Regions from separate parts of the Mus musculus genome. Here region 1 is linked to region 2. Evidence: chromatin loops called from intact Hi-C (ENCODE). Cell type or tissue: left cerebral cortex. All regions are shown on one strand.

Evidence for each region. A loop is a pair of places that touch in the nucleus more often than their neighbours do. Peaks named below come from ENCODE experiments on the same cell type or tissue, not always from the same donor. Only the 100,000 strongest peaks of a DNase experiment are listed, where the experiment ranks them.
Region 1: it touches region 2 in a loop (4-fold over the local background); 4 of 42 quality-filtered maps call a loop at or near these places.

The regions. Positions count from the first base shown.
Region 1 is chr11:109,087,448-109,089,947 of GRCm38, forward strand. No RefSeq gene overlaps it. Among named protein-coding and RNA genes, the nearest start is that of Gm24149, 22 kb to the left of the region's middle. In left cerebral cortex, no CTCF peak of the experiment used is centred here; a DNase peak (open chromatin) is centred at 1,268.
Region 2 is chr11:108,979,795-108,982,294 of GRCm38, forward strand. Gm36876 (a long non-coding RNA gene) reads left to right here and starts at 945. Exons shown (of 4, transcript XR_389100.4): 1 at 945-1,858. In left cerebral cortex, a CTCF peak has its summit at 1,077 (motif pointing left); DNase peaks (open chromatin) are centred at 931 and 1,364; H3K27ac peaks cover 1,872 bases.

The DNA.
Region 1 (2,500 bases), 110 kb after region 2:
TCTCTCTCTCTCTCTCTCTCATACACACACACACACACACACACACACACACACACACACACACACACACACATACACACAGACATATCAGACAGACAGACAGACAGAGAGAGAGAAGGGGAGATGCCTAATTGAGCTTGTCTGGGTACAGTGGATCTCAACTTATGGGTCTGACCCTTTTGGGGTCACATATCAGAGACATCCTGCATATCAGATATCTACATTATGATTCATAACAATAGCAAATTTACAGTTCTGAAGAAACAATGAGATAATCTTATGGTCTGGGTGTCACCACAGCGTGAGGAACTGTATTAAGGTTGCTGCGTTAGGAAGGCTGAGAACCACTGGTCTAGGGCCCGTGGCCAGAGAGTCACAACCAGTGGTCTACGAAATGCCAAGGGGCTCCAAAATTCAAGAGGCCTGTGATTGAAACCAATACATTTTTATTTCCAGGAACAATGAGATAGTCTTTCCATAAACAATAAAATCTCTTTCTTTTCATAGCCGTCTAAGTTTGATTTGGCCAGGGCTTCAGTTTCAAACACAGACAACAAACCACAGTAGCAACAGCGGCATCTTTCACTGTATCATCTTTTCTCCAGAAGAAACAAAAAGATATTTTCATGTTTTTTTTTTCTTTTACAGTAGTAGCAAATATCTTCCAACTGTTATTTATACTCAGTGTTGTGATTTTTAAATTATGGTAGGTATTAAACCCGACTATAAGGTTTCTTAACGTACCAAGTTCACATGGCAACTGTGTATCTCAAAAAAATACTTTGGTAACTGTGTCTTCAGGCTAATTGGCCTCCTTTGTCAGCCTGTGTATTTTCTCTTCTGCTTTAAAAAATATTTAAACCGTTGAAGAGCTTTATTTTGAGAGGAGCACTATGAAACAAAAACACTCCAGGATCCTTGTATTGTCATCACTGGGATGTGGGGGAGGCACACGGCTGTGGAGATATACCCTCTGAGTGTCTCGAGTTCTATCAGTGGGTCAGAGCTTTTGGAAAGTGGGTGTCGCATGTAAGGCTCATGCAGGATGAATATTTGTCATCTTGGGGGTAGCTCCTTTATTTTGAGAGTCCAGCTTCCTTCTGCAACACTATCATCTTTGTTATGCTGCTGGGGCTGTGGAAGGTAGGGCTCCTCGCACGCTAGCTACACAAGTGTTTTAGCACTAAGCTACACGCCAGCACAACCAGATAGTCTGAAAGTGCATGGTATATGAAAGCAGCATTATTAATAGCAAGCGTGAGTCAGTGCGGTGGGCCACTCGAGAAGTGGGAAATCGTCTGAAAGGGAAGCTCCTGCTGTCTATACATCTTAGAAGCCAGACTCTTGGCTCTTTTCCACATACGTGCCCAACTTTCTCTTCTCTAACTATCCTTCTTTCTTCTCTGACTGCTCACCCAGTGCCTATAATTCCCATAATTCCTAGTACCCTCTAACATCCGTTCTATCCCTGAAGGCACATGGTCTCGGATCCCAGCTTCTTGCTGCTCACTTCCCTTCTAGGCTCCTGTACAGACCTCTGCCATCGCAGAATGGTAGAACCAGGTGATTAATCCTGGCCAATGAGCTGTAAGAAGGTGGAGCTTGTACCATGTGCCAGTCTGAGCTTTTAGAGGCTGGTAGAAGCCACTTCTGTGGTTTCTTCTCTTCTGAGATGAATCCTGAAGAACAGAAAAACTCACTTTCCTGCCCCTCTTCCAACAGCTTTCAGTGGTTTGTAATGCAAGGAATGGACAGGCATGCAAGGAATAACTCAGGGTTATTTTATATTTATTATATTTATATTTTTATTATATATATTTTAGGGTTATTTATTGTCACAGCAAATCTCATATATTTTCCTATCTAATAGGCTGACTTCTATGTAGATATAAATCATCCGAAGAATGCAACTCTGGTCAGTTGTCCACCTCAGGTTCAATGAGACACACCTAAGAGCCTGTGTCCATTTTCTGATGCTATAACGTTATATCTGAAACTAGGTTGCATATAATGAATGTAATTTTTTACATTGAACATATAGTTCAAGAGGATGGGTGTTGTGTCTGGCCAGCAGGTTTGGGTTCTAGCCTGGAAAGGCATTTTGGAAACCTGGAAGAGAAGAGGGGCTGGGCTGCGAGAGATAAGGAAGGAACCAAGACAAAGGTCTCTACTCAAGGTTTAATTTTTACTATTCTGGCACTCAGTTATGAAGGAAGGGGGAGGGGCCCAATTCTCGCCAAATAATCTTGGAGTCCAGTAGCAGGGTGACCATGTGTATGGCTCTGAACAGCAAAGCGGCAGGTTCCAGCAGTGGGTGTGGCAGAACGATTGAGCCGGCAAGCTCCATCTAGGTGTAAACAGTAAAACCGTTAAGGCTGGGAGAGGAGAGGCTACAGATGGGAAGTTCAGTATCCTGATCCTTCCACAGCATCTGGTGGGGACAGGAAGCATCAACTAAAAAATGTAGGGTACCAGTTGTCTCTCTCTTCTATAAAGTCCT
Region 2 (2,500 bases):
AATATACCAAGGCAGTCAACCAGAATGAACAAGGTAGGTTTCGTGGTGTCGATGTCTTCTGACTACAACTTGAGGGGTGGGGGAGATGGCTCAGGGAGTGAGGTACTTGCTATGCAAGAATGAGGAGCTGATGTGGGGTCTCTAGCGCCCATGTAAAGAGGCAGGTGTGGTGGCATGTGCTCAGGTTCCTGTAATCCTAGCACTGGGGAGGAGAGACAGCAGGATTCCCTGGTACTTGGTGGCTAGTCAGTCTAGCCAAAGCAGTGAGCTCCAGCTTCAGGGAGAGCCTGTGTCTCAAAAATGAAGTGGATAGCAACCTCCGGTCACATGTGCACACACACATGCGTACGCCCCTCCCCAAACATGTACATACAAATAAATGAATGAATAAATAAATACACTTAAACAAGATGAGGGAGGGGGCCAAATGGATATCTAGTGGGAGGAGATTCTAGGTAGATGACCAACCAAGGGGAAAGCTGTTCCCAAACAGACAGCAGGTTACCTGAGAGCGGGGAATTTGATTTTCTTCCAAGCCTAGGACCTACTTGGTGTACGGTGGGAGAAGGCCCTTGAAGTGTTCGTTGCAAACAGGCACCTTTAATCTCCTGGTGCAGAAGTTAAGAGTAGCCAGCATGGAAGGTTGTGTTGCAAATCTCTGGAAGTGGTCTCTGATCTAACTCTGACCCCCGTGGGAAATAGGTCCTGGACTCAGGCACTATGTTTTTTCCCCTGCATCCCATCTGTGTCTTTCCCTGTATTCCTCCCAGGCAGCCCACATGCCACATGTGGCCGTCCTCCGACTTGGAGTCCTTATCGTGACTCCCTTTTATGTCGGTGCCAAGCTAAACATACTTGGGGCCTGTTATGTTTTTTTTTTTTTCATATTTCCTCATGAGTCACTCTCCCCGGCTTTTAAATCATCTCTCCCCTTGTGAATGGTTGGCAAGAAGCAGGGGCCCAGTTCTCAGCTCGGAGACACAAATACGCCTGGCACTCGGGCGAGGTTTGCGGCCAGATGGTCTCCCACCCACCTCTCCTAGAGCTTGGGTCCCGCCTGGGGACATGAGGCTTGGGGCCACCTGCTGGGCCTGAGTGCCTCCTGCTCTGGTAAGAGCTTCCGCTCCTAGTTTGTGCAGCTTCTCTGGAGGGATCTCCAACTGACTTAAAAATAAACTACCGTGCATCCCACCGTTCAAAATAGCTAGAAAAGAGGACCTACCTGGCATGCTTTCTTTGTAAAGAACCGTAAATATCTGAGATGGTATAAGAATTATTCAGGTTCAATCGGTGTGTGTTGCATGCATCTATCAAAGGATCCCACTGTGCATCTATGTGTTCATTAAAAATAACGTGTCTGTGCCCGACAAATGATTCACACACCAAATGTCCTCACGCCTATCTTGGTGCCAGTCTCCTCACACTGAGGCTGCAGAAATGACCGAAACTATGTTCTTATGCTCAAGTAGAACTTACATCATCTGAGGAAGTCTCCATCACTGTGATTCTTGTGGCCAGGATGCCAGGACTCGGTAACCATCCTCCTCCCCACAGAAATACAGATTTCTGTGCCGATTGCTACTTCCTGAGCAGACCTAATTGGGCTTTCCCTCACATTTTTATGAACCTTTCCCTTACTCTCCTGCTGGAAAGAGAACAATATAAACAGGGAGAAAAGGAAAGAAAACTCAATTTCAGACTGGCTTGAGAAATGGGGGCCTAGCTCTGCGGGGCAGAAGAGAAACCCAACCACTCCAGCACTGGCTGAAAATTTGCTGTGTCCCATCCAGGCGTGGGCTCGAGAGCTGGGACTCAAGAGCTGAAGAGGGAAAGAAAGAATTAAGATTGGAACAGTCAGGTACTTTTAAGGGCATTCTTGGTGTGGGCTGTCAAGAAGGGGACAGCACAGGGGGTGACAGAGAGGGAAAGGTTTAAGAAACAAGAATGTCAGGGACAGGGCTGGAGATGTAGCTCGGAAGGTAGAGTGATTGCCTAGCACTCTGTGGGCTCGGTTAGATCTTTGGCACCACATAAAGCCAGCATGGTGGGATGGATCTTTCTGATCTTAGCACTTGGGAGGTGGATGCAGGAGGATCAGAAGTTTAAAGTCATCCTGAGCTACATAGTGAGTTCAAGGCCAGCCTGGGCTATTCGATCCTGCCTTAAAAATGGTGACAGATGGCCTAGTCGGCCATCATTGGGAAGAGAGGCCCCTTGGTCTTACAAACTCTCAGTACAGGGGAACGCCAGGGCCAAGAAGTGGGAGTTGGGGGGGGGTAGGGGAGTGGGGTTAGGGTCTGGGGTACTTTTGGGATAGCATTTGAAATGTAAATGAAGAAAATACCTTATTTTAAAAAAAGCTGATGGAATAAGATATAAAAAAAAATGGTGACAGACAGGTATGGCTTCAAACCTTGACTTGGCTCCTTACCCACGGTACAGCCTTGGCTAATTAATTAGACTGGTTGAACTTGAGGCTTCTAACCTGTGAAGGGGAACT